Regions from separate parts of the Homo sapiens genome. Here regions 1, 2 and 4 are each linked to region 3. Evidence: chromatin contacts called from ENCODE Hi-C or POLR2A ChIA-PET data. All regions are on one chromosome and are shown on one strand. Each heading gives the region's core, a stretch centred on a gene start or an enhancer-like site at or near the end of the contact. The rest is flanking DNA. Distances are from core to core; before and after follow the strand shown. Region 1 has its middle 74 kb from the start of SDC1. Region 2 holds the start of WDR35-DT (WDR35 divergent transcript). Region 3 has its middle 18 kb from the start of RHOB. Region 4 holds the start of LAPTM4A (lysosomal protein transmembrane 4 alpha).

The links. A loop is a pair of places that touch in the nucleus more often than their neighbours do. ChIA-PET counts read pairs that join two places held with the same protein, here RNA polymerase II (POLR2A). Pooled maps may share reads with other maps.
Region 1: a map with no recorded cell type shows a loop between it and region 3 (2.5-fold over the local background). The contact joins two enhancer-like sites. A Hi-C loop is called at or near these places in 2 of 37 single-sample maps with no recorded cell type and 3 of 50 pooled maps.
Region 2: a loop to region 3 is called in a pooled map, with 2.2 times the contacts of the local background. The contact joins the promoter of WDR35-DT here to the enhancer-like site in region 3. A Hi-C loop is called at or near these places in 2 of 50 pooled maps. POLR2A ChIA-PET finds 5 or more read pairs at or near these places in 3 of 52 experiments (Caco-2, HCT116 and activated B cell).
Region 4: a loop to region 3 is called in a pooled map, with 4 times the contacts of the local background. The contact joins the promoter of LAPTM4A here to the enhancer-like site in region 3. A Hi-C loop is called at or near these places in 5 of 37 single-sample maps with no recorded cell type and 7 of 50 pooled maps.

Annotation. Positions count from the first base shown.
Region 1 is chr2:20,148,481-20,153,650 of GRCh38, reverse strand. No RefSeq gene overlaps it. Among named protein-coding and RNA genes, the nearest start is that of SDC1, 74 kb to the left of the region's middle. RefSeq lists enhancers at 2,009-2,138, 2,289-2,478, 3,062-3,211, 3,242-3,291. Within about 2 kb of position 3,795, at least 5 of the 41 ENCODE cell types and tissues checked have a DNase peak (open chromatin) inside an H3K27ac peak, as active enhancers do.
Region 2 is chr2:19,987,642-19,992,608 of GRCh38, reverse strand. WDR35-DT (WDR35 divergent transcript) reads right to left here and starts at 2,405. Exons shown (of 3, transcript NR_110235.1): 1 at 2,115-2,405. It overlaps WDR35 (WD repeat domain 35), which reads left to right and starts at 2,504. Exons shown (of 27, transcript NM_020779.4): 1 at 2,504-2,617; 2 at 3,327-3,444. The coding sequence starts at 2,594. It overlaps MATN3 (matrilin 3), which reads left to right. Exons shown (of 8, transcript NM_002381.5): 8 at 1-557. RefSeq lists a silencer at 2,284-2,363 and enhancers at 2,524-2,573, 2,204-2,707, 2,724-2,773.
Region 3 is chr2:20,426,751-20,432,253 of GRCh38, reverse strand. No RefSeq gene overlaps it. Among named protein-coding and RNA genes, the nearest start is that of RHOB, 18 kb to the left of the region's middle. RefSeq lists enhancers at 1,221-1,410, 2,456-2,655. Within about 2 kb of position 2,578, at least 8 of the 41 ENCODE cell types and tissues checked have a DNase peak (open chromatin) inside an H3K27ac peak, as active enhancers do.
Region 4 is chr2:20,048,141-20,053,829 of GRCh38, reverse strand. It overlaps LAPTM4A (lysosomal protein transmembrane 4 alpha), which reads left to right and starts at 2,202. Exons shown (of 7, transcript NM_014713.5): 1 at 2,202-2,420. The coding sequence starts at 2,310. LAPTM4A-DT (LAPTM4A divergent transcript) reads right to left here and starts at 1,693. Exons shown (of 5, transcript NR_187142.1): 1 at 1,336-1,693. RefSeq lists enhancers at 2,192-2,391, 2,927-3,066.

The DNA.
Region 1 (5,170 bases), core at 2,546-5,045, 280 kb after region 3:
TCTGCCCTCATACAGGACAAGTTTGTTCCTGCCCCGCTGTTACCTCTGTCTGAACGCTCTTCCTCCAGGTCTTCAGCTGGATGGATGGGTTTAGCTCTCAGTTCAAATGTCTCCTCCCCAGCATGGCCTTCTCTCCCCTCCCCAACAGATCTTTGTATCGTATCATCCTGTTTATTTCCTTAGCAATGCTTTTCACAATCTAGATTTTCTTATTTACTGTTGCATGCATCCTCCCCTCTCCAACTAGAATGTAAATTCCATCAGGGTAAGGACCTTGTCTGTGTTGCTACCTCTGTGTCCCCAGGGCCTATGGCAATGCCTCACTTATAGTAGACATTCAATAAGTATTTGTTGAATGAAGGAAATTCATGCAGATATATGGGGAAAGATCTGGATGAATAAATACCAAACAGATAAGGCCTTATCTCATGGGATCATGCTGGGATTTGCGAATGGAGCTTAAAGTTGACTTTAGCTTAACTGTATTGCTTGAAAAAAAATTTTAATTTTGTGAGGGGTCTATATTCATGTATTGCTTGTGACATTAAAAATAAAGCAAATACTTGTAAGTATTTTGTAAACTGGGAAGTATTATATACAAGAGCAAGGAAATTGCATCAAAGGACACTATCAGGAGAGTGAAAAAACAACCCACAGAATGAAAGAAGACATTTGCAAATCATGTATCTGATAGAAATTAATATTCAGAGCATACAAAGGACTCCTACAACTCAACAACAACAACAAAAAAAACACCTTGCTGGGCATAGTGGCTCACACCTGGAATCCCAGCACTTTGGAAGGCCGAGGCAGGTGGATTGCTTGAGGCCAGGAATTCGATATCAGCCTGGCCAACATGGCGAAGCCTGTCTCTACTAAAAATACAAAAATTAGCCGGGCGTGGTGACACACACCTGCAATCTCAGCTACTCGGGACGCTGAGGCATCAGAATCGCTTTAACCCAGGAGGCAGAAGTTGCAGTGAGCCAAGATTGTGCCACTGCACTCCAGCCTGGGCAACAGAGCGAGACTGTCTCAAAAACAAAAACAAAAACAAAAACAAACACCTCAATTCAAAAACAGTCAAATGGCTTGACTAGACATTTATCCAAAGAAGATATACAGATGGCAATAAGCACATGAAAAGATGCTCAACATAATAAATCATTAAGGAAATGCAAATCAAAACCACAATGAGCTATCACTTCACTTCATTAGAATGGCTATTATTTTAAAATAAAGGGAAATAACTAGTGTTGGTGAACAAGTATAGAAATTAGAACCCTCATGCATTGTTGGTGGGAATTTAAAATGGTGCTGCCACTGTGGAAAATAATTTGGGAATTCCTCAAGAATTGACACATAGGATTGCCATGTGATCCAGCAATTCAACTCCTAGTTATACATGCAAAAGAAGTGAAAGCTGTGATTCAAACAGGTGCGTGTACATCAGCGTTCATTGCAGCATTATTCATAATAGCTAAAATGTAGAACAACCCAAATGTTCATCACAGATAAATAGATAAAATATGATGTGTGTGTATATATATATATATATATATATATACACACACACAATGGAATACTATTCAGCCTTAGAAAGAAATAAAATTCTTTCTTATATTGAATAAAATAAAATTCTTTCTTAAAACACAAGCTACAACGTAGACGAACTTTTAAATAAGATGCTGAATGAAATAAGCGGAACATAAGAGGACAGAGATGGTATGATTTCACTTACATGAGGTCCCTGGAATAGTCAAATTCGTAGAGACAGAAAGTAGAATAAGGTTACCAGGGGCTGGGAGGAGTTATTGTTTAATGGGCATAGGGTTTCAGTTTGGTATGATGAAAATGTTCTAGAAGTGGATAGGATGATGGTTGCACAACTTGTAAATGTACTTAATGACGCTGAATTGTACACTTAAAAATAATTAAAATCATACATTTTATATAATGTATATTTTACCCCTGACCCCACCCCCAACTCCCCACCCAACACACACACACAGAGTGAGGGTATTTATTGTTAGTCTTTCTCCCCGCTATGCATCAGGACCCACCCAGCTTACTAGGGCAGATTACAAAAAAAAAAAAAAAAAATTACCTTGTTTTCAAAGACATCCCCTCCCCCAGCTAGCACCAAAATAGAGGTGAAAATGACATCTGGCTCTAGGAGTGCGTGGGAGTTGGACGACTGGCCGTCTCGGTTCTCAGCAGGCATCAGCCGCCAGCCCCTGCACCCTGCATTCTGCATGCTTTGGGCTGCTGTGGGCTTTGTCCATTTTCAGGAATTCTGGAATATTTGGGGCCTCAGAGGACTCAGGCTACCTCCTATGCCAATCAGCCTGACCATGCCCAAGACAGTCCATGTGTGGGCACAGATGACAAAACTTTTGCCAGCAGATAGGAAGTGACAGGGTGGTCTGTGGGGAATTCATTTGTCAGTTGGCAGCTTGTCCCAGCCCTGTCTCTGGCCTCCACATGTCCAGGTTTTAAGCTTGCCCCATGCAGCTGAGGTTTGCATTGAGATCTGCCAGGCAGTCCCTGCAAATCAAGCCACAAAAAAGAAACAGCCTTTGGCTCCCAAGAAGATTTTACACATCCCTCCAGACTTTCATAGCCTACGTCTTCTGTCTGTCACCATATGCTTTAGGAAACGTATGAAGTGTAAATCAAATTAACCTCATGGAGTGTCCCTTCACTTAACAGAGCATGTGTATTCCATCAGAAATGGCTACAAGGCAATGGACTTTTAAGTGAATCTCATTTCCCCACTGATTTTCATTTTAAAATCAGGAATGTGTTCTTTTGGAGAAAAAACAATTGGCCATCTAGACATGACTTAAAAAAAATCATACTTGAGGATATAGAAGATCTTAACATGTTATGCACACAGAAAAGGGTAAATATTGGATGAAATCTCAGTAAGATTTGCATATTAACAATACTACACTATCAAACAGAAGATGAATCATGGGATGCCACATTTAAGTAAGTCCCACTCATGTGACAAAAAGAATGGAAGTGAGACTGCAGCACAGTGGTAGAAACCCAGGTACAACACCACTGGCCCCTCTTTATCCCCACTGTAAGATCCAGTGGCCCTAAAGCACCAGGAATGTGGCTAAACTACCTACTGACTTGAAGTGCCTTCCTCATCTGTGGATTCCTGACCCATTTTTTTTTCTCAGTTCCTCTAAGTACTTTATTATGAAAATAGCTCAGAAGAAATTGACCTTTTTAAGACTTGCTTGGCCATTTATTCATTCGACCCACACTTATTGCACACCATAATAAGGCCATTCTTGAGAGCATCAAGGTGAGCAAACAGGAATAGTCCTTGCCCTCATGGAGCTTACAGTCTTGGGTCAGGCGTCAGACAAATAATCGCACATACATACATGTATGTACATTTAAAATAAAGAAATAAGTAGGTAAGGAGTAGGAGCGTTTCACAAGGAGGATGTGGCTCAGAGAGGGGTGAACTGAGGAAGCAAGGTATGAACTGAAGTCTGAAATATTCATTCATTTATTCGTCCTCTCAACAGTTGTTTATTGAGTGTTAACTGTGTTCCAGCTATGGGGATACAATGTTGAACCAGCCAGACAAAATCTCTGCCCCATGGAGCCTCCTTCTAATGAAAGTTACTGAGTGGTGCTGGGAAGAGATGCCTTGGGAAGGACAATTAGAGGGAGAGCAATAGCCAAGGGTCTGAGACAGGAAGGAACATGGTGGCCCCGAGGGACAGCCAGGTGCTATTTGGCTGGAGCCCAGAGAGGAAGGGAAAGGCAACTACAAATGAAGCTGGGTAAACAGGGACCCAGACCAGAGCCTTGTGACTTAGGGTGCCGATAATGCAATCACTAGAATGCGTCTGTATTAACAGTTCTGTTCCGAAACATAAAGCTTTGGTTTTATGCCCACTGGTGAACGGTGGCTTGCTGGGCTTCACAAAGCACTGACTGCTCTCAGACGTTATCTGATGGACTGAGTTTTGCTTTCTCATGCGCATGTGTAACAGATGGCAGCAGCCTGGGCAAGCCAGCCACCGCAAGATGGACTCATAGGACACCCGAATTCCTCAACATTTTTTTCTCTGTGATGTTGCTTTGAGGAGATCTTTTACTTGGTTTGCTACTTCCTAACCTTGTGACCGTGTGCAAGTTACATAACCACTCTGAGCCTCAGATTCTTTGGTATAATACGGGGGATAATAATACCTCCACTTTGGGGTGGTTGTGATGACTCATTGAATGAAATGCAAAAATCTGTGTGAAATTGCCCAGCACACTGCCCAGAACTCAGTAGACATGCCTCACAAATGTTATTTCCTTTCACTGACCTCTTGTTTAATTTGAAGTTTTGTTAAGTGAATTTCTGTTAAGCAAGGGATCTCTGTTCTCAAATTACAGTAACTGCTACTTTCCGGGGCAAGAGGTTATATTAGCAAGACTTCCTCTTGTAACAGTTAGGGAATGGACAGCCAGGGGAGATGGGGGAGAGGGTGCTTTGAGCTGTTGGGGTGAGACTCCGTCCTGAAACAAAGAAGCAACAAAGAGAAAACCCGGGCCTTTGTCTTCCTTCTTTTGTGGGGACCAAAATCATATGCGCCTATGTGTGTGAGAGGCCACCACGTGACCAAGCCAGCACTTTAAAGTCGGTGCCTCTGAACACTGGTCTCAAAACAAAATAATTGCATACAGACATTCCTTTTGATCACATTCTAATACCGATTTACAACTCTGCTTCCTTGTAACCCCAAAGAAAGCCCTAATCATGGAGCACATACCAGAGCTTCGAATTTTGAGTGTGTAGGAGTGGGTGTCTGTAAGTATGTATTTGTATAGGGGGCAGTGAGTGGCGGTTTACTAATGTCTAGCTCCCCTGCCCCAGATTAAGCTGTCGATGTGGCTAGTGGGATATTTTCATCTGAATGGCTCAGTTGAGCACTGGAGGCAGAAGACAATTTTTTCTGTGGTTTGCTCCAGGCCAGGCAGTTTTTCCATTCTGTTCTTTTAGTATGATCATGATTACTTCATTACCTACCCCGATGGGGTTTCTTTGGGTCCCAGTCTGTTTTTAATAAGAAGCAGACTAAAAACAAAGTTTTGGTTGTGTTTGAAATCTTCAGCTTTTTTTTTCTGAAATAATAGGTTAAAGAATTTT
Region 2 (4,967 bases), core at 1,156-3,655, 440 kb after region 3:
TTGTTGGAGTATTATTGAAGATGTGATCAATAGATTGTAATACACATATCTAAAAATAGTTAACACAGATCAAGTGAACATTACATTGCCATTTTTAATTCATTCTGGTCTTTGAAAGAAATGTACTACTAAAGAGCACTAGTTGTGAATTTAGGGTGTTAAACTTTTTACCAAGTACAAAAATCCCAAATTCACTTTATTATTTTGCTTCAGGATCCAAGTGACAAAGTTATATATTTATAAAATTGCTATAAATCGACAAAATCTAATGTTGTCTTTTTAATGTTAGTGATCCACCTGCCTCAGCCTCCCAAAGTGCTGGGATTACAGGCTTGAAAGTCTAACTTTTTTTTACTTATATATTTGATACATATAATTCTTTTGGCTTTGAAACTTGCAACTTTGAGAACAAAACAGTCCTTTAAATTTTGCACTGCTCAATTCTGTTTTTCGTTTGCATTGTCTTTAATATAATAAAAGTTATTACCTTTACATATTATCATGTCTATTTTTGATGACTCATCAATTTTGTCTATTAAAGATATTTCTTTAAATTATACTGAATTAACAGTTATTTTGATATTCAACAGTTTCTTATCAAAAGACAGAAGTTTGATTCTCCTCCTATAGTTTAATCTCACACTCCTGAGGCTAAAAGTGTAAGTTCAGGTTCAAAAGAAAGGCTTCAATATAAAATTATCTAAATTTGGATAAAATAATGATGAGCTTTACATTAATATAAGCTCCTGAGAAGCAAATATATCCTACAGATGTAAATATAAAATATAAACTTTAAGGAAGGAACAAAAACTAAATATACCAAGGAAATATATAAAGCATCTCTTACTTTTCAAAAATTTTGAAAGGGTATGACATAGAGCTACAGTAGTATTTTCCAGACTTTTTTGAGCCCAAAATCAGTAATACATATTAATATACCACAGAGAAATGGTGGTATAGAAGGAATAAATGAGAGTTCATGTGCAAGAAGGGAAAGATAAAGAGAGGTGAGTTTTCAGGTGTCACCATCAGTAACTAGCTTCAACTAATTATGTCTTGACCAGTTTATTGGAAACTCCTGGGTTAGATAATACTAATTTGTCTCATGCGTCCAGTATAGGGAGCCTATGGACAGGGGCCAATGTATCTTAAACAGACACACAAACAATGGAAAGCAAACATTATCTGAATGGGATTGGGTTAAGTTTGGAAAGAATTCCTCATGGAGACTGATTTGTGCTGGTTTGGCTAGGCACAACTGGCCTGTTAAGAGGGTAGGACCATATATAAAGTGGCTTGGGAAGCAGAGCCGGATGGAATGTTGCCCTGCAGAAAGCATATTGGCTTACTTGAGGTGGGGGCTCCCTAGTAAAAACATTTAGGATTGAGGGAAGATCTGATTTTGGATGGAGTTTAGATTTGCTAGGAAAGGCACTAGGGACTATTGTCAATTCTATAATAGATTGTGCTGGGTGAGACAAATCACCCAGGTCAAAGGATTGGAGGATTTTTATTTTATTTTTGTCTGAGATGGGAAAAGACTCCAAGTGGGGAAATTAACTACTGATGCATAAATTACATGCTAGATTATGGTAAAAGGGAAAACCAGAAATAAAAACATAGGTGAGACCAAATAATTTCATGAGTGGTTCTACTTGGATTTCTGCCCTATGCCTTAGACTTTGAGGCTTTGTAACTCTCAAGCATTCCAAAAGGACAAAGGAGAATGAAGAAAGAAGGTAAGAAAAAGAAGAGAATATGTAACAGTCGACTCTAGACGAGAAAACACCAAACGCTCAAATATTTGTAAAATGGGAGGCCATGCCCCAATAGCAATTGTACGCTGTAATTACCCAACGTTTACAGAAATTCCTTTAAAAGGACCCTCGGGGTTGCGGTAATAATTAAACTGTTAAAAAATATCAAAACAAGCGGAATAAACAAAATCTTCTATTCCTAAATTGCTCTAGAGGTTCTCCAATCCCCAAAGACACAGAGAAGGGTTGTAAGATCTCAGTACGCACATTTGCACTTTCATCTGGCCAGTGGCGCCAGCCTATCAAATACAGTAAATGGCTTTTCCCTTTCAAGAATGTTGGAACTTTGGAACTTACAAAATACTAAATAATTTGCCCTTATTCGAACGGGCGCCTCTCCTCTTAGGTTTATAGTAATGCCACCTGAGGCGCGGCTCCATAGCGATCATCACAGGTGTGGCGGGAGGGAGGGCGGCAGTGACCACGAGACGGGGCGCAGAGGGCGAGCGCACGGCTGGCAGTGACAGGTCGCGACCCAGCTCCTTGCGGAGAGCAGAAAGGCCCAGACGCCAGGGAACAGGACTAGCCCAGCTACCGCCTCGCGCCTCGCGCCCTGCGCCCACAAACCCATCGACGTCCGCGCAGGCGCACTACGCCGGTGCCCGGTGCGAGGGCGTCACCGGAAGTGTCCCGCGGCGCCCCGGATGCGACCGGGCAACAGCGGTTGCCAGGGCGACGGGAGCTTTCCGGAGCTGCTGGTACTCCCGATTGGAGACGTAGAACCGTTACTTGTCGAGGGCCTTAGCGGCCGCCGTGACCCTCTCGGGGATCCCACGATGTTCTTCTACCTGAGCAAGAAAGTGAGTTTCCTGGGGGGCGTCCTCGTTTCTCCGCCATTCCCGCAGCCTGCGGCGATTCCCGCTGCCTTCCCGAGAAGCCAGGCTCCTTCACCCGGTCCTGGTCGTGGCTTCGCCATTCCGCAGCCATCCTTCCCGCCGGGTCCAGCCTCCGACCTCTTCCTGCGGTTCCCAGAGCCTCAGTCTTTGGCCGAGCTTGCTGCCCTCTCGCAGCACTCTCCCATTCCTGCCCCTGGCTAGGTCCTTTTGGGTGGCTTGAGGATAAGTCGCCACGTGCTACCCTATGTTTCCTCCTCCACTTGTTGCTGATCCACGTGATTTAAACTCTTTGGATCACCACGAGCCATTGGGCAAGAGAAAAGAAATAACAATAGGATAGCCTAAGTTGTAGGTAAAAAGGAAGAGGGACTGGTGGTATGGATTTATACCCTCTCCCCGTCCTCCCTTTAAAAAATCCATCCGGTGAGACTCTGGCGTTGGCTTCCTCCGCAGTCACTATCCTTCTCTTTTGTGCACTTCTTTCCCTCTTTCCCAAATGCTAGAGCCCGGGTCAGTTCAGGGGACCATGCCCATTTTCACAACAGCTCATTTTTTTTCTGCAAGGCCGTTCGTTTTTCTTCTTGGAAGATTTTCTTCAGCTTTCATCTCCTGCAGACTTACTTCCCAGCTCCTTCGTGAAAAGTTGCTAGTGCGGCTGTGGTTGCTTTTTCAGATTTCCATTCCCAATAACGTGAAGCTGCAGTGTGTATCCTGGAACAAGGAACAAGGGTTCATAGCATGCGGTGGTGAAGATGGATTACTGAAAGTTTTGAAATTAGAGACGCAGACAGGTAAATGAATGCAAGCCCACATGTTTGGTAGTAAATTGGCTAATGTTATTTGTTCAGTGCGGTCTACTCATGTTATCTGTCAATATGCAGTTCTGATTATTTTAAAGGGAAAACTACCAAAACATTTTATGGTGTTTTTCTGGAGTATATTTGCAATAAAGTTCAGAGAATGTTGAATGTAAACATCGGATGGTTTTTGCTGAGTTATTAATGGAAAATGAAAAATAATGAAGAATGAAAATAAGTCACTGTGTTATGCTATGTCTAATTATTGTACTATATTATTAGGAGTCTAAAAGAAATCCTGTGAGTCAACATTTCACTAAGAAAATCTGGCAGATTGTTTACAGGTCTGTGTCATCCTTTCTGCTTATCAGATGCATTAATGGTTATTCACCTAGTGTCCAAGAACAGAAAATGGGATACGTTTTACATTTCTATTAGTAGGTCTCTTGTCTTTGCTGCTTGATTTCTTTCTTTATCTAGTTCTCTGGAATCACAGCAAACAGCTTCCCACTTCTTAGCCCCCCTAGATTGAAGACCTAGATAAGGTAATTGGAGTTAAATCTCAGCTCTTCCACAAGACTACTGAATGACTTTCAACAAGTTAGCTGAGGATCTTACTACTTTAGTTTAGTCTTCCATAAAATGAAAATGTAGGGGGTTAAACTGCATTACATTTTTGGATTCCTTACAACATAGCTTCTCAAACTGTATTAGGTATAAGAATCACTGGAAGAGGTTGTTAAGATGGATTTCATGCTCTACCCCCACACAATAGACCCGGGATGGGGCCTGAGAATTTCCATTTCTAGTGAAGCTGAGTTGCTGGTCCTCAGACCGCACTTTGAATAGCATTACCTTACAACTTTGAATGCGGTATGAATAATAAATACTTATTGACGATTTTCCATGTAGTGGATGTTTAACCTTCACAATCTTATTTGACTTCACAATAATCTTGGGCAGTAGGTATTCTAGGTGAGAAAATTGAGGCTCTGAGCTGTTAACTGCCCTAGGTCACGCAGCCAGTAAGTGGCGGAACAAGGATGTGAAACTAAGTTTGTCTCACATTCAAGTCCTTGTTTTTAACCACTACACAAAGGGCTAGTGGACAGCCTAAGTAAAGAAGAGTACCAATTAAAGTTTGGCTTATGCTGTTTTATAGTTCAATCTGTCAGTGCTTTAGTTTTTTAAAACTGTGTTAAAAGAAAGTTTTTCTCTGTTTCTTAAATGTGTATATAGATATATATATACGTGTGTATATATATATATGTGTGTCTGTATATACATACTTTTGCTTACAATATTTGGCAAGTTTTTTTTTTTTTTTTTTTTTTTGAGACAGAGTTTCGCTCTGTTGCCCAGGCTGGAGTGCAGTGGCTGGATCTCGGCTCATTGCAAGCTCCGCCTCCTGGGTTCATGCCATTCTCCTACCTCAGCCTCCCAAGTAGCTGGGACTACAGGTGCCCACCACCATGCCTGGCTAATTTTTTTGTATTTTTAGTAGAGACAGGGTTTCA
Region 3 (5,503 bases), core at 1,329-3,828:
GACATTTCCTGAGGTCTTCATCAAGGTTTGCCCTTGTACCTTAAAGCCAGCAGCTGGGATGGCTGATCAGAAGATGGTAGGCATTTAGAGGAGAGTTGGTATAGGAGGTCTTGCCAAAACCATGCACTCCGTTAGAGATCATTTACTGAGCCCATACGGGGAAAATAGCCCTTCCTGGAGGCAACGCTCTCTGCTGCCCTCTGAAACCCTCCCTGACTTAAAAGCTCTCTTGTCAGTAAATAAAACTAAGCTCACCATGGACCTCTTTTGCCACCAAGGGTCAGAAGGGCTTCCGCTAGGCAATGTTGAAGAGATTGGCCTGTGGAAAATGTGCCTGGCTAGTAAAAAGAGGGAAACGGAAACTTCTATACTTTTTATCCTATAATGACTCAAGTATAAGAAAAATGTAGATAACAATATCAGCCACCCAGCTTTGCCAATCTTTGAATTTCTCACATTTATTTCAAATCACTTAGGTACATGTGAAACTCCTGTGTACCTCTCCCCAATCCTATTAAACATGTTATTTAATATCCCCGTGCATATATTTATACCTTTACCACATATGACTATATCAGAAAGAATATCTGGTTGGGTTTCGCATGTTTTTAACTTTTATGTGAATAGTACTATATATAACTTCTACAACTTGCTGTTTCTACTCAATGGTATGTTACAATGAAATTAGCAATGCAAATACATGTAGCTCTTGCTTATTTATTTTGCCTGGATAGTATTCCATTTTGTAACACTTATCCATCCTCCCGTGGTTGGACATTTGGGCTATTTGCAAGTTTTTTCTGATACGCACAGTGCAGAATGACCAATATTGCAATTGGATAGGTGTGTTAGCATGTGGAAGAGATTCTAGGATATGTACATGTGTCATAGGAAGGAACTTTTCATATGACAAGAATTCTGGATTGCATTTCAAATTTAGAAATTGTAGCCAAGGGGGTATGAGATGAGCACAGTGACTGCCTCCAGCTTCCACTTCAGGAGCCCCATGTCCTAAGTGAGTGAATGTGGTCATGTTTCAGCAAGAATGTGGTCCGTGACAGTGCTCTTATATCCAGACCCTGCAGAGTCACACCTGTAGACTCTGCTGTGAATCATCTATCTCATCTGTGTTCCTTTTGGATCTACAGTTGGAAACAGTGACAATTTGGAGGGTTCTGATGAGTCACACTGAGTGATAGTGAGAGAGCGGGGGAGAGGGTGTGACTGTTTAGAGGAGGGGAAATGGGTTTATCATGGGGAAATCAGGAGGACTAATGGCCATTAGCCTTTTTGGGGTAATCAACCACCCAGGAAAGATTTCTTATTCTCTTAATTCTGTGGGTTCCTCTGTTGGTCTGTCCTGGGCACTCTTGTGTGGTTAGTTTCAGCTGGAGGTTGGCTGAGCAGGAAGGCCCCATAAGGTCTCACTCCCATGTCTAGAAGTTGGTGCTGGCTGTTGGCTAGGTCACTGTGATGCCACTGCCCGTGGCCTCTCACCCTCCAAGAAGTAAACCCAGCTGCCTTACATGGTGGTCTCAGGGCAGTATTCCAATCAAGCGGAAGCAGATGAAGGTGGGACCTAAAACTCACATATTAAATAGCATCACTTCCACCGAATTCTGTTGGCCCAAGCAAGTCACAAGACCAGTCCAGATTTAAGGAGAAGACAAGTGGATGTCCCCTCTTGTCGGAAGGAGCAGGAAAGACACATTGCAAAGAAGCATGGGATGAATTGCTTCTGCCGTCTTTGAAAACAGTCTCCCATGGTTGAGCAATTTGGGCAGAGATGGAACTTTAACATTCACCCTTGAGATTTTAGCTAGAGTCTTCTATGCAATTTCCTAAATAAATCAGGATGATATAACTCATCAGCCTGGCTTTCCTGGCTAGAAGGTGGTTCACAGGACTGCTGGTCCTCCTCTTTATCAGAAGTCCAACAAGGCAACTACCTTCAACCTTTGTGAATTCTTTGATACTTATTTTTTAAGCACTTCGTGTATACAGTGCATTGTGCTCGGTGCCTGGCACACAACAGTGAACAAAACAGGTGTGCAGAGGAAATGTAAGTGGGCGCTCTGACCTTGTGCCATGGGAAACTTCCCAAGGAAGATATGTGAGCTAGATTTTCAAAAACAAATAGGCATTATGCAAGCTGAGGGAGTGGGGAGGGTGGTAAACGGGAATACTTCAGGCAAGAGAAACATTATGTAGTAGGGTCCTAGAGAGGCAAGAAGCCTGCATGTCTGAGGAACTGAGAATTAAACAGAAGAAAGGCGAGAATTGACCGGATGAGATTGGAAAACAGGCAAGGCTCCAGGTCGTGCAGGGCTTTATAGACCATGTAAATAAAGGGTTTTGTTCTATCCTGAGAGTAACAGAAATGTGTAGGTATGTGTTATGGACTGAACTGTGTGCCCCCAAGTTTATATGTTGAAGCTCTGTCTCCTAGTGTGACTGTATTTGGAGACAGAGCCTTTAAGGAGATAATTAAAGTTAAATGAGGTCATAGGGTGGGGCCCTAACTCAATAGGACTGGTGTTCTCATAACAAGAGGAATAGAAACCAAGACAGCTGCGGCACAGAGGCAAGGCTGTGTGAGGACACAGGGAGAAAATGGCCTTCTGCAAGCCAAAAAGAAAAGCCATAGTATAAACCAACCTGCTGGCACCTTGATCATGGACTTCTAGCCTCCAGGTTGTAAGAAAATAAATTTCTGTTGTTTAAGCCACCCAGTCTCAGATACTTTGTTATGGCAGCCCTAGGAGACTAATACAGCCTGTGAAATACTGAGATTTATGCTCCCAAGAAATCACCCTGGTTGTCTCGTGGGGATGGACCCAAGAAACAAAAATTGTCTCAGGAAGATAATCTAGGAGGCCGTAGCAAATATCTATGCAGGAGTAGGGCTGGCCTGCAGTAGGCTGGCTGCAGTGAGGATAGAGAGAATGGAGGCATGACCGAGAGGGGAGGCAGGGACCATTTAGAGGGAGGACGGGGTGGAGGCCTGATTGGAGGAGATCCATTGAGGAGTTCTGGGGAGGAATGTCAGTGCTCTTCAGTTTGGCTACAAAGAGAAGAGAGATGGGCAATAGATAGAGGATGAAGTGGAATAGAGTTTTGTTTTCTTATAAAATGAATGACACATAAGAATTTGCTTTTGAAACAGGGTCTCACTCTGCCACCCAGACTGGAGTGCAGTGGTGTGATTATAGCTCACTGCAGCCTCAAACTCCCGGGCTCAAGTGACCCTCCTGCCAGGAGGCTGTGGTCCCAGCATCCCGAGTAGCTGGGACCACAGTTGCACGTCACCACACCCAGCTAATTTTTAAAATTTTTGTAGAGGCAGGGTCTCGCCATGTTGCCCAGGCTGGTGTTGGACTCCCAGCCTCAAGCAGTCATCTTGCTCCGACTTCCCAAAGTGCTGGGATTACAGGCATGAGCCACCATGCCCAGCCCCATATAAGCATTTTAAATGCCGCTGGAAGGCTGGCTAGAAAGAAGACTTGAATAAAAGTGTCAGGTTCCACCCGGGGAGATAGGAGGCATCACATCCAAACTGCATGTGCTTTATGAGAGAGGGAATGAAGGAAAGAAAGTAATGTATAAACAAGAGAATGAATGAATGAATGAAAAGCACCTTTCTGTATGCACTAAACTATATTGTTAGTTAGAGGCTGCAATGCAGCCGCCATCCATTTTGAGGGTACATCACCTACCCAGTGAACCTATTCATAAAGCAGCTTGGGCTCTTTCCTCCTCCTTCAGCTGTATGTTTCCGATGCCCCACATGGCCATGGGCATGAGCTAAGGGAGCTACTGCCCAGGGATCCTGCTTGCTTGTACCCTCCAGTCCTGTTCATGCCCAGTTCCAGGCGTGCCTCTTCTGTCTCACTATGGCCTGCAGCTGGGCCTGCTGCACTCTGATTTGGTGGTTCTGATATGACTCAGTTCACAATGGGCAGTTTCAGCTTCATGGTCACTTGGTGTCCCATGCTCAGGTGATCAGTCTATCGTAGGGCCCAGAAGCATGCCAGTTGTTCAAGAGGCATTTAGTTCTCCACTGCAGAGGCCACGGCTTCACTCCAGTACCCAAGGGCCTGCACTGTGATTCTCCATTGGGACTGGCAGGAAACCTCACACGGCAGCTTCTCCCATCACTGACACCTCCCCGTCCATAGGTCTAGAGGATCACATGCCCCAAGAGGCAGAGGTGCTGGCAGCTGCAGCCGGGCCCTGCCCCAGAGCCCTTTCGTGTCGTCCAGTGGATGGGCCTGGCACAGTCCGCTCAGCCTTTCCCACCCTTCTAGTGACACATGATTTCCAGATGTCCGTGGCCACAAAAGGGAGTAAATATATAATTTTAACAACTACCCACCCCCCGCCCAATTCGTATTCCATCCTTGCAATTTCCCTGGAAGCCCAGGCTTAAGCTTTTTGTCTTTCAGATGAGGAAACTGAGGCCTAGAGTGGTAGAGACTTGTTTATGAATGCTATACAGTGGGAGACAGAACCAGCAAGAAAACCAGGAGCCTTGGACTGAGCAGTAAAATGTTTTAGAAACAGGGAAAGTCGGGTAGAGTGGAGGAGAGCATGGTAGAGGGTGCCCAAGTAGATTAACAGCCAGCTCCAGCCTGGCTGACTAGAGGAAGATATGACTCTAAAAGTTGCCTGATTAAACCAAGGTCATTGTATTAGTCAGTTATCATGCTACTAGGAAGAAATACCTGAGACTGGGTAATTTATAAAGAAGAGAGTTTTCATTGACTCACAGTTCTACACGGCTGGCTGCGGAGGCCTCAGAAAACTTATACAGTCACGGTGGAAGGCACCTCTTCACAGGGCAGCAGGAGGGAGAATGAGTGCCAAGCTAAGGGGGGATGCCCCTTATAAAACCATCAGATCTCGTGAGAACTCACTATCACGAGAACAGCATGGGGAAAACCACCCCCATGACTGAATTATTTCCACCTGGTTCCACCCTTGACACATGGGGATTATTACAGCTCAAGGTGAGATTTGGGTGGGGACACAGAGCCAAACCATATCAGTCATCCCTTAGCACATGGAAGTGGATGGTGTGGCTCGGGCAATCCTCAAGACTCTGCCTCAACCCTCATCTCCCTCTACACTCCCCCCTCACCCCAAAATCCAGGCTATTTAGAAGACCAAGTGTTTGACACCCACTTATAGTAGATGAAACCAAATTAGGTGCTCAATGAAACCCAAGAATATTCCAATAAAAGATAAGAGAACTAAGTCAAGGACTTTGAGCTCCCTTTTCTCTAATGTTCATTTTAAAAGCAGCAAACTTAACTCTTAGCAGAATCACCTGCAGGGTTTTCCCAAACTCAGATTCTGAGCCTCGCTCCCAGGGTTTCTGATCCAGTAGGTCTGATCAGGGCCCAAGAAAATGCACTTTTCTCACAAGGTCCAAGGTGATGCTGTGGTCAGCATCACCAGAGAAGCAGAACCAATAGATGCATGTGTGTGTGTGTGTGTGTAT
Region 4 (5,689 bases), core at 953-3,452, 380 kb after region 3:
TTTTTTTTTCTTTTTTTTTTGAGACAGAGTTTTGCTCTTGTTGCCCAGGCTGGAGTGCAATGGCGAGATCTCGGCTCACCGCAACCTCCACCTCCCAGGTTCAAGTGATTCTCCTGCCTCAGCCTCCCAAGTAGCTGGGATTACAGGCATGTGCCACCACGCCCAGCTAATTTTTTGTATTTTTAGTAGAGACGGAGTTTCTCCGTGTTGGTCAGTCTGGTCTTGAACTCCTGACCTCAGGTGATCCGCCTGCTTCAGCCTCCCAAAGTGCTAGGATTACAGGCGTGAGCCACCGCGCCCGGCTCCCCTGATCTTATCTTTGTATTCTTTTTTATTGTATTGTATTTATTTCTGTCTGCCACATTTCATATCAAGACAGAATAACAGTGCTGCACATTAGGATCACCTAATTTTAAAATTGACATTTTAAAAATGTCAATGCCCAGGTCTCACCCATGACAGTTAAATCAGAAGGTCTGGAATAGTAAGCAGGCATCAGTGGTTAGTAAAGATCCTCAGGTGATGCCAATGTGCAGCAAAGTTTGGAAACTATTGGCACAACAGGTTTTAATCTCAGTTGTGACACTGGCCTTGCAATCTTGGATATGTAATTTAACTTCTCTGTAGAGTTAAATAACGTAAGAGTACCTATCTCAGTTAGTTGTAGGAATGAAATGATTGAAAATAAAGTGATTGGATCTGTGCCTAGAACAAAATAAGGGATACGAAATTGTGGGGCGGGGTTAAGATAATCTACTCCCTACATAAGTAGAGAAATGTCATAATTCATTCTGAGTTAGCCAGCCACACCCCATCCTTTAGCGTGGGCGGGCTTAACTACTGCTTCCCAGATGGTTTGAAAATAAGCTCCATGGACAACTCCTTCAGTGGTGAATAGTCTCTGCTCTCCTAAAATTTGTATTTTATTGGGGAGATAATCAACAAATACATACATAATTTCAGGCAGTGTTCAAAGAAGCCATGCCAAAGAAATAACCTTTACTCTGAATTCAGTGTGGTCTCTGGCTAAGAATATGCCCTGGCAGAAGGGAAGCCCTTTCTATTCTCTGAAAAGAAGTGTGTTTACCAAAGCATTAAATGATAAATACATTTTTTAACGGTGAAGTCACAGGTCTCACAGAAATACAAAATGAACACGTGTAAAAAATTTATTTACTCATTAACCCGGGGACCAGTAAGCTGTTAGAACCAGCTCTAAGCAGAATTTAAAGCACCCATCTATATTGTTGAATCAGGACTGGGGAATGAATTTACAAATCGATGCAAAATGGCTTTTCCCAAGGAAGGGTAAGATAACAATACGAGGGGTCTTACCGAGTTGTGCAGAGCACCACAAAGAAAAGCGGACAGCCCCTCTAGCAACAGAATGCCCGGGACGGTGTGCCAAACTATGGCTGTTTTTTCATTGAAGACATTCAGTAATTTTTTGTCCATTTCAATGTGTTTCATAATTTCTCCCTACAAAAAAAAATCACTCATCTCCAAAAACCCAGCAGCTAAGTAGTTCTTCTACATTATCTTGCTTTCATTTATCCTTAATCCTTTTGCCTTTGGCAGGGTTGGATGGTCTTTCTTCGCCCCCACCAAGGAGGCTTCGGAGGGAAAAGAGGGTGTAAATCCAATCCCTCCACTCCTCCAGGCACCCTCCCATTTCCGCCACAGGGGCGAGGATGGCTCAAGGCTGGGCTTGGCTCTGTCCCTTCCCCGCAGGCCCCGCCCCCAGCCCGCGCAATAATTGAGCTGCGCGCAAAGGTCACGTTATCAGCCTGTGACGCTTCCCATCCAGTACGTGGCACACATTGCTCAGAAAAGCCCCTTGTGCCCGCTTTCTGCCATCCGCGCTGTCTCGTGTCTCCCTTTTTCCATTAAATGCCTCTTTTCTTGCGGGTCTCATCTCGGGAATAGTGCACTACGGGGACATACCTATCCCCAACTATCCTAGGCCCGAGAACCAGCCCTTGCCTTCGCGTAACAGGCGGAGACTCGCTGAGGCGAGTTGCACTTCTAATTGGGCGTGAGGTCTTGTCAATCCCCAAGTTCTTCCAATCAGAAGTCCGGTCCATCCAGCCTTCCGCTCCCCATTGGCCTGTGTGGAGGAAGAGGGGTGGGTAAGCCGAAGTCGCTGCGCTCAGTGCGCAGGCGCGAAGAAGCTGGCAGGGGCACGAGCCGGGGGCGGGTTTGAAGACGCGTCGTTGGGTTTTGGAGGCCGTGAAACAGCCGTTTGAGTTTGGCTGCGGGTGGAGAACGTTTGTCAGGGGCCCGGCCAAGAAGGAGGCCCGCCTGTTACGATGGTGTCCATGAGTTTCAAGCGGAACCGCAGTGACCGGTTCTACAGCACCCGGTGCTGCGGCTGTTGCCATGTCCGCACCGGGACGATCATCCTGGGGACCTGGTACATGGTAAGGCGGGCAGGCGTGGCGCGTATGTCCGGGGGGCCTGGGGAGCGGGGCCTGGTGCGGAGGGGGTGAGACTGGAAACGGGGTGTTGGGTGGGGCGGGGACTTGGAGGGGCGCTGCTTTTTAAGGCGCGCCAACTCTGGATGAAGTCCAAGGACTTTGGGAAAGTAACCTTGTTCAGGAATCGGAGTCGGGGGAGCGGGGGGCGGTGGTAAGCATGGGGAGATTGTTCTTTGGCAAGAATTTGAGGAGAGAAGCGGGCTTGGGAGAGCAGAGGCTTTGCAGGCGAAGGGACGAGGGTGGTAGGATTTGGTGGGAATTCCTCTGTTTTGGTTCTTGTTGTATTTCTACGATCTGAAAGGCAGCATCTCCCTTCCTCCTATCCAGTGCTCCCTGGAATTTTTTCCTCTAATGAAATAATTAGGAGCGGACCTTGGTAAACGCAGTCTAGTTTCGACATTGGTCTTCCCGTTGGGAAAGCGAAAGATCCAGCGGTAACCCGGTTGTCCGCGTTTCTTGGACTTTGTTTTGTTTCATGCCTCTCTTGCATCTCCAGAATCGCTTGGGGGCGATAGCTTTTGCCTGAGTTGACGCCTGACCAGCTTTTGTCCTGGTGCAGCCTCCTCCCTGCGCAGTAGGTGCTTTTCGTAGCCGACCGGCTGTTTTTACAGAGACCTTTATTGAGAGCCCTCTCCATCCTGGCCACCTACCCCGGTATCTCCTGGGTTCCAAGATCTGTGTGATTCTGTCCTAACCAAGTTGACACTGTTGTTGCCTGGTGATTCACTAGTAATAAGTTTGTGATTTTTTCTTTTGTAATTCACCATTTATAGTATCCATGCACATTAAACCTAACTTGTCTATGACTTCCAAATATGGGATTCAGTTTAGGTAGTTTTAGGTTATTATGATTTTGCCGAAGCCGTGACAAACTTCCTACATGGTCGACTTGGCCACTTTAATGACTTCGCGAATGTGGTTGTGTGGGTGACGTTGGTGATACTGTGCAGTTTTTGATACTTAACTGCAAAAGAGGAAGAGAGTTATCCCAGACACAATCTGTTTTCTCTGTACTTGCTGCTTCTCCCCACTCATTGACTTGAAATCATTAGTAAGCATTTGGACAAACGCCAGATGAGAATCATCTTAAATGAGGCAGATACTGTTTCATGGCCCACCCCCGGGGGACTACCTGACTCCACATGACTGCTACCTGCCCTGTTGTTTTTTACCGTCTTGTTTCTGATGTACATTTAAAAAACAACACGAATGTGTAGGTTTGCTTGTGCTGAGTTTATTTTCATGTTTCCTGTACTTTTATATTCGGAAATACCGCCTTATTGACAGAACTATATCACATTTTCCCTCAGAGACTCTTTCGTTCTGTATTTTAACTGATTTGGAATACTAAACATAGAGTTAATGACCATCAGCTGCATTATGTTTCTAACTTCCTTTTATAGCTTCTCCATTTTGCTGAGGGGCTGGGTCTCATTTCTTTTGTTTGTCCTTAGCTCTGTCTTCTATTTCCCTAAATGAATAATTCAAACCTTGAGGATCCTCAAGGCTATTACTCAATTCCGTCTTCCTCACCCCCAGAAGATGACTTTCTTTCCTATTTAACTAAGAGAATCCATCGACCTGGCTCTCTCCTGCAGTCTTAGTCTTCCTGTTTCTTCTCAGATCCTTCCCTCCACTCACAGAACAAAGGATTCCTAACTCCTCAAGAAGAGAATACCACCATTTCTATTTCAACCATCCGAATGTAATTGGCTGTATTTCTTTTCAGTTTTTCTCAGGCAGATTTTTTGATGCTGTGGGCTCAGCTAGAAAATGAATAGAATAGCAGGATAAAGTGGGAACTACAAACAGGAAACTCAAAATGCAGAGAGAAAAACTTCATTACGGGCGCTTATTCTTACAAAATAGGGAGTGAGGAGTTTACATCTGTTCCCTACTTTAAGCCCTTGTTGTGAGAAGGGTTCACATACCTCTGAAGACCATGCTTTAGTTTCACAATTTTAAAAAGATGCCATAGCTGTTCTTACTTTGCATAGACTTCTCAGATTAGTGTAAAACATTTTATTGTAAACTTCTTAAATCGTTTGACCTGTCTTAAATTGATTAAGAGATTTACTGACCACCTGCAGTGTAAAAGGCTTTGGTGGACAAACAAAAGGAATAAATCACAGGGGCCATGTGTCATTTGCCTTGTTTTCCTATTACCTGCTAAGTGCTAGACTCTCAAATGTTTCTTGTCTAACACAGCATCTGCCCTTAAGATATTTATGGTATCACAAACTTGGAGCACAGATATGAAAAACATATGGTACAGTGATGAGGAGGAGGAGAAGGTGATCAGTAATATCAGATTCTAATCAGAATAAGTACTGGAAAAAGGCCATTGGTTTTGTTTATTATAGTTTTGTTGATGACTTTCAAAAGAGTAGCTTGAATACCATAGCAGTGTAAAGACAGTCTCTACCAACTTGGGGAGACATGTAACACTTATGATGCAAGACCACCTAAGCCAAACTGTAGTATAATACTTCGAAGCAAAGAAGGCTTGTCCAAGTAGTGCATTTTATTCTCAGAAGCTGCTTTACTAAGACAGAGAAACAATATGGGGATGAGTGAGTATTAAATGTCACTTCCCTCCCTACCTACCTTGTCAAGGTACTCTCTTGCTTGATTCCTGGTGAGGCAATAATTCAGTCTGCATGGGAGAATATTTATGTTTCTTTTTACATTACGTGGGACAGACTTCTGAGATGATGATTCCCCCTGTGTCATTTGGAACTTGGGGGAGCCCCTCTCCCTCGCTATCAGTGACTGTATCTGATACAGTCTCATTGCTTTCTAGCCACGGCTTCTACTGGTCTAGTGTTAAAGTATCGTAACACCATATACTAAAATATTCATTGTATGGTACAAAATAGTGCTGTGGGACATAGAGAAAGCCAGAACCAGTTATTATATGCACCGGAGGTACCAGCCCTGAAGTGTGAGCCTTTCGTATTTTAGCTAGAAAAGAAGCATACCTGGTTAAGTAACAGGAAATTTCAGAATGAGCTCATGTTTAAATTCTGGCATTCCTGAAATGGTTTTCTCTATCATTTATTGAAGAATTTGAAGCCAGTTGATTTTAAACAAGTTTCTTATGAGGTATAAACTCAAATGTTTATTGAATAATTGAAAATGGACTTAAAAGTGTGCTGTAGTAGATATACTTTGTGATTAATGGTGTGCACTACAAGACTACATTTTGAGCA